Regions from separate parts of the Homo sapiens genome. Here region 2 is linked to region 1. The links are chromatin loops, found by intact Hi-C in ENCODE. Cell type or tissue: HCT116. All regions are shown on one strand. Links, peaks and the distances in the headings refer to the core of each region. The heading gives the core; the rest is flanking DNA.

Evidence for each region. Peaks named below come from ENCODE experiments on the same cell type or tissue, not always from the same donor. Only the 100,000 strongest peaks of a DNase experiment are listed, where the experiment ranks them.
Region 2: a loop joins it to region 1, with 6 times the contacts of the local background. A loop is called at or near these places in 1 of 110 quality-filtered maps.

What each region holds. Positions count from the first base shown.
Region 1 is chr3:135,788,811-135,795,196 of GRCh38, reverse strand. LOC105374123 (a long non-coding RNA gene) reads left to right here and starts at 1,271. Exons shown (of 3, transcript XR_924529.2): 1 at 1,271-1,343. In HCT116, for the core only: a CTCF peak has its summit at 2,835 (motif pointing right); a DNase peak (open chromatin) is centred at 2,828; H3K27me3 peaks cover 299 bases.
Region 2 is chr3:134,598,792-134,605,177 of GRCh38, reverse strand. KY (kyphoscoliosis peptidase) reads left to right here. Exons shown (of 11, transcript NM_178554.6): 11 at 704-5,255. The coding sequence ends at 1,599. It also overlaps a transcript of CEP63 not described here. Among named protein-coding and RNA genes, the nearest start is that of KY, 49 kb to the left of the region's middle. RefSeq lists a silencer at 817-1,111. In HCT116, for the core only: a CTCF peak has its summit at 4,170 (motif pointing left); a DNase peak (open chromatin) is centred at 4,137; H3K27me3 peaks cover 467 bases.

The DNA of each region.
Region 1 (6,386 bases), core at 1,507-4,006:
GATATCTGGAATAAAAGCCTTCATCCCTAGCCAGCAGGAATGGTGAATGCTAACTAGGTGTCTGCCCAATCCTGTATCCATTTGGTGATAAAGACATTACAGTGTCTTCATGCTGGAGGAGATAAGTAAAGATGATAACCACAATATTTAAGAGTTAAAAGGGACCTCAGAGACCCCCTGATCACCTTTTATTATTTTCAGTACAAAAGCCAGGCTCAGAGTGGAGAAGAGCCTTTTCTAAAGTCACCAAGTGCATAAGTGGAACCCAGGACTCCTCCTGCTCATCATGCCACCTTGAAGCTTCCTGGAGCATCAAATGCCTGTTTGAGGGAGAGATACTTATTCTTAATCCATTCATGTTGTCTTTAGTACATGGGACCCAGGGTGCAAAGTGGAGTCAGGCATTTTCTGACTTTTAGTGTGGCAAGTTTTCAGTTTTGAACCTTTTTAATGCCATCCCAGCTCTCTTCCTTTGATGAGAGGATGAGCTATGCATTAAAATAGGATATCTACAACTGATCTGTTGAGTTTTGAGTGCTTAGAGAGGCTCCCAAACCACTTCTGCTACAGAGCTCAAATGGCCTCCATTTGTAAGGTCCTCATGATCTCAGTTAGAATGTAAAGCAATGAGCCATTATTAGCCATACATATATGACTTCCAATTTTGTTTTCCTGATGAGTTTAAATAACCAAGGAGATATTTCGATAGGGATAGTGGATAGGTAAGTTTGAAGGCTGGAGGTAGATTTTGAAATATGTGAGCAGTAAACATGGCCTAGAGAAGACATACTAAGTTGGGAATTTCATGGGCCATCGGGGACAATATAAAGGCACCAATGGCCTAAAGGTGGAGGAGGGAGAGAGAACCAACAAAGAATTGAGAGGGCAGGGAGTAGCAGCTCCAAAAACCTCCACTGCCTAGCTCAAAATTTTCCTGGGATTCATCCTTGCTACCATCCTTGGCTAAGTCCATGGGATTTCCCACCAGACGTTATGGCCATTGGGCTTTCTAATCAATAGTCAGAGAATCTGATTCTCCTTTGGTCTAAGAGTGCATCTGCCATGTCTGTGTGCTAAGAACTCAATATCAAATAGAACTGCACTCTGGAAGGACCCTCTGAGGACATCTAGTCAAGTCCCTTGACTGGGCAGGTGAAGTCCTGAGAGTTTGTGTAGACCTGCTTCAGCCAGCCAGTGGGGCATTGAGCCTAGGACCCCATTCCCCTGACTTCTATCTTTCTCTTTCATAACAGACCCTGAAATGGTGACACACACTTCTGCTTGTGATTTGTATCTGGGACTCGGAGCCCCAGCTTTGGCTTCCAGAATCTCTGAATTGACAGGTATTGGGGCAAGGTAGACACTTCTGACATCTTTCTTGGGTCGAATGATCATATGTGCTCAAAAGATGTCTTCATTCTGAAAAAAGGAGTATTCTCTAGACAGGTACATTACCTAGTGGACCACAGGAGTGAGTGAGAACAGGGAAGGAAGAAGGGAAAAGTGGCTGTGTTTTGCAAATTAGATGATGATAAGGATAATTTCTGCAGTTCCATTTCCTAGAGGGAGTACTTAGTAAGTGGCATATCCTGCTCAGAGAGAGCCCAACCTGTCCACTCATTCTCATGCCTGATCATCCGACACCTTTGATAGTGACCAACAATAATAATTTACATTTACTGAGCACATTTTGCCAAGAAACTAAAAAACATATTATAAATGTCATGTGCTATGACAGGCACTATTATCCTGTGAGAAATATTGCAACAAATCATCCGATAATTAATTTGCAAATACCAGAAAACCAGAGGGTACTGGATGAAAACCAACATGACTGTGCAGGGAGCCAATCACATCAGACCAATTTAATTTCCTCCAGGTCAGAATGACAGGTCTGGAAGATAAGGCAAAAGCAATAGACGTAAAATATCCTGACTTCAGTAAGCCCTTTAGCTCTGTTCCATATGATGTCCTCATAAACATGCTATGAAAATATGGTGTTGGCTCTGCTATTGTTACTTTGTCTTTGATTTATCATAGTTCTCTCTCCCTAAAGAATTTGAATGGAGTGCTCTGCAGAAAAATATCTGCTGCCTGGGAGAGCACTGTAAGGGCCCTGTACAGGACTCAGGCCTGGAATTAGTCTTGTTCAGTAATATGATTACAGAGATAACTCATGGTGACACAACACTTTAACATTTACAAAATGCTCAGAGCTGGGTCTCACACCCAAGTCTTTAGTTTCTAAGCTTAGATTATTTTCTGCTCTCCCATACTGCCTTGAAAGGAGCTAGCTATTCACACAGCTATTCCAGAGGAACTATGCTTTTGTGATGAGGAGGTTTAGAACAGTAATATTTGCAGTGGAAGATGAGGGAAGCTGGTTCCCTGAGGATAGCCCCCAGCCCTGTGCTCCAGGCTTTTTCCATCATGATTCCCTTGGTGGAGTCAAGCAGTTGTGGGTGGGCCTGCTGGTGAGCCTGAAGGCAGATGTGATGCTGGGAGTTTGGTTCAGGTGAGGATGGAGTGAGTAAGGTAGAGAAGGCTCTCCATTCTCAAAGACTGGGGTGAAGAAGGGAGATTTCACAACTCCCTGAGAGGCCCAGCTGCTAAGAGGGCCAGAGGGACCCTCAGAGAGCTGTTGCACCTGTTGCCGGATGCGTGTGGTCCCTGGAAACACTGCCTGAGCCTGCTGACCAGTGGTGCCAGGTAGAAGAGGACTGCCACACTGTCCTATGTCAGGGAATGTGGGACAGAGCTGCTTTCTTGACCCCTGCAGAGAGGGCGCTTGTAATTGTTGGACAGCTTATTCACTGCCAGCCCACCAGGAGGCACAAATCCACCATCTTTCTGACGCCTTCTGGTTTGAGACACCCTAAACAGCCCAAACAGTGCGAGTGCCCAGGGAACATATAATCATGAGTAGAAAAAGAAAACTCATTATCCACTTAAGGGAATTTAGTAAACAATGAGAATAGGTAGCTTGTACTGAGGTAGAACAAAACGATGTGGCAGAAGAGAGCTTTATTAGACTGGAAGTAAGAGCTCTCAAGGAAAACCAGAGAACAACATGAATTTTCTTAAACAACGAAAAATGATTTCTTAATTTAAAAAATTTCAGCTGGGCACAGTGGCGCACACCTGTAATCCCAGCACTTAGGGAGGCCGAGGCAGGCAGATTACCTGAGGTCGGGAGTTCGAGACCAGCCTGACCAACATGGAGAAACCCTGTCTCTACTAAAAATACAAAATTAGTTGGGCATGGCGGCACATGTCTGTAATCCCGGCTACCTGGGAGGCTGAGGCAGGAGAATTGCTTGATCCCAGGAGGCAGAAGCTGCAGTGAACCGAGATCGCACCATTGCACTCAAGCCTGGGCAACAGGAGCGAAACTCCATCTCAAAAAAAAAAAAAAAAAATTTCATAGGCAAACTGTAAAAGGGACTGGTCACTGCTGGGAACCAAATTAGCATTCTGGATGATCATATGGGAGACATAGCTCACCAACTAAGTGAAAATGCAAAATACAAAGATATGGTGCTTATGAGCAAAACGCTAAGAAATATAACCAAGAAATCTAATATGAAAAAAGCCAGGGGTTATAGAAGGGTAGAAGGAGAGATAATAGCTAAAGAAATGATAGATGAAACATTTTCTGACTGAAGAAAGACATGGTCTGTAGTAAGGAAGGGCTCAGTGAGAGTTCCAGGATTGTTGCAAACAGATGCACCCCAGGCATAGGAGGCGTTGCTGAGCTCCAGAGAAAAAGAAAATTTTACAGACTGTGGATAGAAAAAAATGAGACATTTACAAAAAAGGCTTTTACATTTATTTGTGGAACTGGAAACTGGAAGACTGTGGAACAATATTTACCAATATTGAAAGAAAAGGGAATGATTATCTCTCAGAGAGTTTTTGGACATACAAAGCACCAGTGAAGATTCTACCCACATTCCACATGCAGGGTCAAAAATTAGAAGGGATGGTAAAAATGACTGTAGCCCCCCATCAATCATATTGATTTTTCCCTTTGTGAGTGTGTGTGTTCCCGTGTGATAAGGACAGGGCATCCTAATAGTAGGGAATGGAGAGAAAGTCAGGAAGTCTGTTAAACCGGTAGGTGGGCTCAGAAGGTTTTGATGCTTGTTTGCATTTAGAAATGTTTACTGAAGAACTGAGTTGACTATAACAAACATAATCTCAGCCTTGTGTGAGGGGGCCACAGACAAACAAATTTGGTTGTAGTGGAATTTCCCAGTGGGAGAAACAAGACATAGTGCTGGAAGACCAGACGTTCCTTCCTGAGCACTTTCCCCCTAAGGTTGCCAGGCTTAGCAAATCAAAATACAGGATACCCAGTTAAAAATTGGAAATGGGAGAAAATTTTTGCAATCTATCCGTCTGACAAAGGGCTAATATCCAGAATCTACAAAGAACTCAACAAATTTACAAGAAAAAACCAAATAACCCCATCAAAAAGTGGGCAAAGGATATGAACAGATACTTCTCAAAAGAAGACATTTAGGCAGCCACCAGACATGTGAAAAAATGCACATCATCACGGGCCATCAGAGAAATGCAAATCAAAACCACAATGAGATACCATCTCATGCCAGTTAGAATGGGAATCATTAAAAAGGCAGGAAACAACAGATGCTAGAGAGGATGTAGAGAAATAGGAACGCTTTTACACTGTTGGTGGGACTGTAAACTAGTTCAACCATTGTGGAAGACAGTGTGGCAATTCCTCAAGGATCCAGAACTGGAAATACCATTTTACCCAGAGATCCCATTACTGGGTATATACCCAAAGGATTATAAATCATGCTACTATAAAGACACATGCACAAGTATGTTTATTGCGGCACTATTCACAATAGCAAAAACTTGGAACCAACCCAAATGTCCATCAGTGATAGACTGGATTAAGAAAATGTGGTACATATATACCACGGAATACTATGCAGCCATAAAAAAGGATGAGTTCATGTCCTTTGCAGGGACATGGATGAAGCTGGAAACCATCATTCTGAGCAAACTATCACAAGGACAGAAAACCAAACACCACATGTTCTCACTCATAGGTGGGAATTGAACATTGAGAACACCTGGACACAAGGCGAGGAACATCACACATGGGGGCCTGTCATGGGGTGGGGGGCAGGGGGAGGGATAGCATTAGGAGAAATACCTAATGTAAAGACGAGTTAATGGGTGCAGCAAACCAACATGGCACATGTATACATATGTAACAAACCTGCATGTTGTGCACATGTACCCTAGAACTTAAAGTATAATAATAAAAAATAAATAAAAATTGGAATTTCAGGTAAACAAAAAAGTGTGTGTGTGTGTGTATTCCTAATTAGTGCATAAGCATCCTGTATTTTACCTGTATTCTCACCTCAACCTGGAGCCACAGAGAACTAACTACAGTTTTCGGGGAGCTTGGGATGTCAGCTATAGATAGATTCTTAATACTGGAGTTTCAATGGGAAGGGAAAAAAAGAAAGCTTGAAGTGAAAGATGGGGTCAGGGCCAGTGTGGGAACTAGAGAAGGAGTGGTTTCTGAGCACCAGCTTGTCTTTCTCCCATTTTAAAACAGATTTGAATTGGTACTTGCCTTTGTGGCATTTGAAATCTAATTATAAAGATTGTGTGTGTGTGATAATAAGAACTAAGTTTCATTGAGCATTTATCACATATCAGCCACTATGCTAAGCACTTTAGCTCACTTATTCTTCAAAATAATGATCCCCATTTTATAGATGAGGAAATTACACTGCAGAGAGTTTAAATAACTTGCTTAAGGTCACACAGCCAGCAAGTGGCAGAGCCAGGACTTGAACCCAGGTTTGCCTGATCCTGGGAGCTGCACTTTTGCCCTCTATGCCATCCTACTCCACAAACAAGTACAGCAAGCAAAAAAACAAAAACCAGGCATAGTGCTTGCTGACCCTGTTTGCAGGCTTTAGGGTGATCAGGGTGGAAGAGATTGACGGGGGAAGTCTTCTTGGAAAAAGAGACCAGAAAACTGGATTCTCTCCAATGGGTTTGAATTTGGGTTGGGGAAAGGAGTGAGCAGTGAGAATGTCAACTGGGACTAGTGGAAGGAGGGGCTAGGTTGGGTGGTCAGTGAGGGTAGGGGTGGATGGGTCATGAGGCGGTGCCCCAACACATCAGAGGAGACAGGAAGAGTTGAGTTGGCCTAGCAGGGACAGTATTTGTGTCCAGTGTGGTACACAGAGGGACCAGGAGAGAGGTTCACCATAGGCTGAAGAGGAGGGCAGAGGAGTGGTGGGGGTGGGGGTAGAGTGGGCAGGTTGGAGCCATGTTTAGGAGGTATGTAGACAAGGCTTAGAGATGGAACTTGATGTAATGTGGGG
Region 2 (6,386 bases), core at 2,651-5,150, 1.2 Mb after region 1:
TCAATGACCAGGACAGACGAAGATGAAACTTCAGAGCAAGGGGAGAGATGGGGGGTGGCAGTGTGGGGGTTGCAAAAGACCCTCCTGTGCACACACTGACTCTTCAGGACCCATTCCTGAAACATGGCTAAGATACACCTATGTGAGAAGCATGGGGTGGGGGAGGTGGGGATCAGGGAACTGCCCCACCCCAACCTCCTATGCACAGTCTCAGGGAGTGAAGCCATTCTCACTAGTTTTAAGGACAATGCGTTGACATGACAGCATTGACACTTAGACAGATGCTACAGGGAGCAAGGTGCAAGCTAGACCTGAGACTTGGGGGAGATGGTGCCCCTCCTGACCCATGACCCTCTCTGGACACAGGCAACCTTCATCTAATGTGAATCAATTGGGCAGGATGCACACATACAGCTTGGGATAAATTTTTCTAGAGGCCCCTTAGCTTTCATTTCTCTCAAAGAAAACCACCTGAAGGGAGCAGGGAACCCTTCCAGCGGTGTGCTGCCGCTGGCTGATGCCATGCTCAGTGAAGTCATATTGGTTGCTTGAAATGGACTGTGGTGAAAGTATTAACACCGTGGAAATAGACAAGCTCTATAAGTCAGGACGTTTTTCTCCCAGGGAGACAGTTGTTAAACATTTACCAGCACATCAGCACGTGCTGGACCCATCTCTGCTGACCCTGACTTTCTCTCCTCAGTGAATGGGAAGGCCACGGTCACCATTGAGAGCTGCGCCCCGACGCTGTTCATGTTCATGCTCAATGGCAAGCAAGAGCATGGGCTGCTGAGCCTAAGGAAGAATGGGATGAAGTTGGAGGTGTACCCTCCAACCATGGGCACTCACAAGCTGCAGATCTTTGCCAAGGGCAACTCCGACATCTACAGCTCAGTGCTGGAGTACACGCTCAAGTGCAATTATGTGGACATGGGTGTCCAGCTGCCTGCTGAGCTTCACCAGCCCGTGGGCCCCAGCTGGTTCTCGGAGCAGATGGGCATCATGAAGCCCTCCCACCCTGACCCTATCATCCACACCAGCGACGGGCGCTGCTCCATCAGCTTCAGCGTGGAGGAGGGCATTAATGTCCTGGCTTCCCTCCACGGGGATGATGGCCCCATCACTGAGGAGACACAGCGGCGCTACATCTTCCAGCTGCACCGGGAGAAGCAGACCGAGCTGAAAGTCCAGCTGCCCCATGCAGGCAAGTTTGCCCTCAAGATCTTTGTCAAGAAGAGGCAGGAACCAGGAAACTACATCTTCGTCTTTAATTACCTTGTATGCTGTGCCAACACCAAGGTGAACTGGCCCATGTTCCCTGAGAGCTTTGGCAACTGGGGACAGGACAATGAGCTGCTGGAACCTCTGTCAGGTGTGCTTCCTGCCAACCGGAATGTCCCATTCAAATTGAAGCTGCATGGTATTGCCAAAGTCCTGGTGAAGGGGCAGGACACATGGCCCCTGACCCTGAACCACGAGGGCTACTGGGAGGGAAGCTGCAGCACAGCTGGCTGCCAGGAAGTCTATGTCATGGTGCTGGAGAATGCCAACCACAATTTCTACTCCTACATCCTGAAATACAAAGTGAATGCCCAGTGAGGGCTGTGCCCCGGTCTTACCCTCCCAAAGGGCCAAGGCCAGACCTCCCCAGGGAGGGCTCGAAGGAAGTGCAGGGAGCCCTGGACACCACTGAGTCTGCATGAAATCCCTTCTAGGCCTCTGCCTCAGTGTCCCACCTCTGCCACAGGAGCTGTGATCTTTGTGTTCTGAAGGCTTCACTCAGGTGTGGCTGTGACTGAGGGGGCAGAGGCAGTGGCTCTTTAGAAGGAAAAGGTGCTATGTAAATCTAAGGTATTGTAAACTGTACACCTGCATCCAGATGCCCCTTCTCGTATTAGTGCTGCTGCTGTTGTTGTTGCTGTAGGGTTGATGAGGGAAAGCAGGGATATTGCCCAGGTTGACAGCTTTTCACATGATGCTTAGAGAATTCTCTTCCATGCCCAAGGGGACATGATTTGCAAGGCTGGGTTGTCCTTGAATCACAGAGCCCCTTTCAAGCAATATCACCGTGCCTCTCGACAGCTCCGAGCCCCCAGGGAATCTTGGACTATCTTCTCCTCCCAGACCTGATCATCTTCTGCATCCTGCTGCCTCTTCATTAGCTACTTCTTGTTCTTCAAGAGCCCAAGAAAAAGGGTGTGGTGAGGAAGCCAGCTGACCCACAACTGGCTGGAAGCTGATCGTCTCCAACATCCCTAAGTATAGTCAGGAATGTGACAACCAGAAAGTTGTGAGGAGACTGCAAAGCAAAGAGCAGCCCATGCCCGCTGTGGCTGTGCAGGTGGGAGGGACACTGTCGGCAGAGCTGCAGCCTTGGTCTGAGGGTGTAAGACCTCCAGCTCTGCTCTGAGAGGAGTACACAGGGCAGGTAGTTCAGTCTAAGGCCTGGAGTGCCCTCCAGGCCCTCACAGAGCCTGGGCCTCAGGCCCCTGCCCCACCTCCACAGAGAGCCTCCAGAGGCTGGCCAGGCCCTTGGGGAGTCTTGTGGATAGCCCTGAATAAGGACCTGGGCGCAGATCAGGTGAGTAGTGCAGTGCGGCAATGCCGAGGAGACTCACACTTTAACAGGGCTCTGCCTGCCCCCAGTGTCTCTACCAGCAAAGCCAGGGCTGGGAAGAATTCCAGCTGCACGAGAGCAGCTTTTGTGCCTGTCTCGGAGAAAACATCCTATCCCGTCTCCTTTCCTCCCTTCTCTGAGAAGACAGCCCCCTCCAGTCTCACCTTGCATGGGGACAGCTCAGGGCTCCTTGCTTGCTCAGGCACAGACTGAGAGGCCTCAGCTGCCCAGCTGGCCCTCAGCAGCGCCTCAGGCTGCCGTTGCCATGGCAACGGAGGAAAGGCTGACTTCAGCGAGGGCAGATAAGAGGGAAAGGCGAGAGAGGCCCCACATGGCCACTGCAGAACCATCCTGGCACACAGACATGCTCCCTGCTGAACTCCCGGCTTCTCCAGCTCCGTGGCCCCTGGCTGTCTCAGTGCCCCCCAACCCCTGAGAGCCAGCACTGCCTGGCACCTCTCCCCACAGCCCCTCCACAGGCCTCCAGGCTCAACCACAGCCAGGGCCAGCTGGGACCCTCATAGCTTCCTCCGTGGCACTCACCCTCACATCCCTGTATCCAACAAATGCTCACAGAAGTACCAGATGCTTGGGCTACAGAGGTGAACCAAGGGGGCCCGGCCCCTGCCATCCAGAGTACAGGGTGAGGAAACTGCCAGGCAGCAGCAGCCTTCCCTGCCCAGGCCTGACTGAAGATCCAGGCTCCAGACACTTCTGTTCATTATCCCCCGGGATCCCTCCCCTAAAAGTCCCCACTGCCACCCAGCACGGTGGCCTAGCCCAGAACCAGCTCACAAGGGTGCCCATCATCCAACAGGCCGGCGGCCTCGAGCAAAAGGGGTGTCTCCCCTGGGGGGCTGAACTGTCCTGGGCAGGTCCTGCGCCCTCCGCAGTCTCTGCCACCGAGGCCACCCAGCCAGCCTCGTGTCACTCACACCTGAAAAATGCACAAAGGCCCCGGAGGCATAACAGCTATGCACCACCACAGGGAAACAAAGGGAGTTTTACACCCTGAAAACAGCCGTCTTGCACACTTCTGATTTTATGGGCTTAAAGAAATGTGTTTGTTTCATCAAAACAATAAGTGCCTTCGATGACGCATGTCACTCACTGGACCCCGCGCTGGCTGCCTCGCTTAGTCCTGCTGGAGACCCCCATACCTTTTCGATATGCAATATAATTAATCAATACATCCTGGAGCATTGCAGAGAATGCCACCCAGCAAAATAGGAGCTGTCCCCAGCACCAGAGAGGGAGGCCCCGCCCCTCAAAGCACCGCAGGGCATCAGCAAGCCCCTCCCTCTCGTTTAACTAGGCACCCCCTTTGTAAAGACAGCTGTAGGCGCAGTCAGAAAATCACCTGCATTTCTTTCCACTGAAGTAAAAATACATGAAATGAAATCTAATCTTCATGAATTTTTACACGCATGCTGCTCAGGGTAGACATTCGGAGTTGCATTTTGAAGGCTTTTCTTTAAATCCCCATCTTTGTTTCCCGGGCGACGAGTCCCAGTCGCCGGCGGAATGGCACGGGCGCCCCCAGGTGTCCGAAGTGCGGAGCTGCCGGCGCTGCACACCGCGAGGCTGATCTATCACCGGGCTTTTTCGCAGAACTTGAAAATGCTGTGGAAATGTTTATGTTAAAATCACTAGGTGCTTTCTCGTGGCTTCTCAGCGCTACCTTATGTGTACACGGAGGACATCTTTGTCACGCACAAGCTGTGAGGGCATCCTGGGGGACAACCTGGTGTGTTGAAAAGACAAGGGATGTGATGGGACTGTTTTGCCTGGAAATAACTTCTTGAAACAGAAGCACTTGACATAGGACTGGATGGAACAGCTGTGACTACACTCATTACTATACCATTGAAGGATTGGAACCGATCAAACTCAGAAAGTATCTGCTTGCAATTCTCAGGATGGCAGCCCCCAGGCCACAGGGCAGAAGGGAACCGAGGGTGGAGGAGTGGTGGGCAGAGGCACTACAACCACAACTTCAGTACACTTCTTTCCAGCTTGTTTCAGAAGTGCCATAGCTCAGCTGGACTCCATTTTCAATCTGATTATGATCATTGTGAGTTCCCCATATGTTACATTGTCCTACCAGGACAGCCTCCTCACTGCCTGCTAAGATTAAAAGTAAATAAATAGACTAACTGAAGCATGAAGGATTTCGGCTAGACATAAAGAACTATTTCCTGTTGTTAAGCAGGAGGGACAAGTTGCCAAGAAAGTTTGTGAAATCCTCTTCTCAAAGGACTTGAAAAGGAGAAAAGTTTTCCCAGTGGTCTGAGGTTTTAGATGCCATGTTCACTAGAAGGAGTGGGTTTTCTCCTCTCCAAACCAATTAATTCCTGAGATATCCTGGTCTGCCTGCAGCAAACAGAGGGTTAACAGCATCACTACATCATTTGCTATTGGCAAAATTTTCGAAGATGGTGTGCCTCTATTGCCCGCCTCAGTTTATCTTAGGTCTATAATTTCTTTTCATTTGGAGTAAGTAGTCGGCAATTGAAAGAGGTGATTACTTCTCATAATGTGTGCATTGAGTTGTGTGGGCCGGTGGCTGTTGAGTATGCTTTCTCCATGTTGTTGCTGGTGTTGTTTTTCAATAAAATTTATATTCATTTTTATCCAACAATGTAATTATCGATTCATTCTTATCATGTATCTCACAAGGTGGGAAATGGAGAGAAACAGGAAAAATGCTTTCATGTTCAAAGGAAGCCCTAGAAAAAAATCAATGTCCCAGCCAGTTGAATGCGACGGTGAGATGCGAATGGAATGTCAGGCAAATAGCTATTTCACATTAAAGAAAACATAATCAGGTTAGCTCCAGCCACTCTATGGTTCACATGCCTTTGAAGAACACGAAGGCACTGTTTCTTTCATTGAATCTTGTTTAACTTGAAAATTTTAAAGTCAATCCTAATTTATTTTTACAGTGGGAGAAAAAAAATTACCAAAAATGCCTATCAGCCTACTTTTCTTTTGAATGTATATAAATATGTACTTCTTGATATTCATATACATGCAGAAACTTTCCAGCCGGTCACCTAAGCAGATTATTCATAAACTAGACATTTAGAGAAATACAGAAAATGAAAAATCCAGACATTTCTGAGAAGCTGCTGTAACCATGGAGACCATTCTCGTAGCTGTAGTGTGAAGGACAAAAAGAACTTGTGTTCCCAAATCTGGCTTCGTCATGTCTCTCGCTGCTAGATCCACAAAAACGAGGCCCAGCATGCTTCTCCTTAGGAAGGAGACCCGGCAGCATATTAAGAGGAAGTCAGAAGAAACAGTCTTCCACACAAAAGAAGGAGTAGCTCTTGAGTTATTAGAACAGTCTGAAAATGCCATCCCCAAAGCTGGAGTGGATGACCTCCAATGTCCCTTCCAGTCCGGAGAGTTTGTGATGCCGTGTCTCTGTGAACAGATGCTGGCAGGCAGTGGGCCTGGGGTTGTCAGTTACAGAACATCTGAAGGGCCCTGCTGTGGAACATCTGAAGGGCCCTGCTGTGTTAAGAGCCTGCCCCTGGAGCCCCTGGCAGACTGCACTGCTGGCTCCTCTCTTGCCTGAGGGCAAGGGGCTGGAGAAAGCCCAGCAGAGGGACCAAAGGGGAAGAACAGCCTCTGACAGGATGCTGGTTCTGTCTGATTTTGCAAGCAGAACTAAAGGAAACTGAAAGTTAACGGGGATGTCCTCTTTGGGGTGTCCCACAGGCATCTCCGAGTCAAAAGATGCTAAACTGGAGTTACTTCTCTC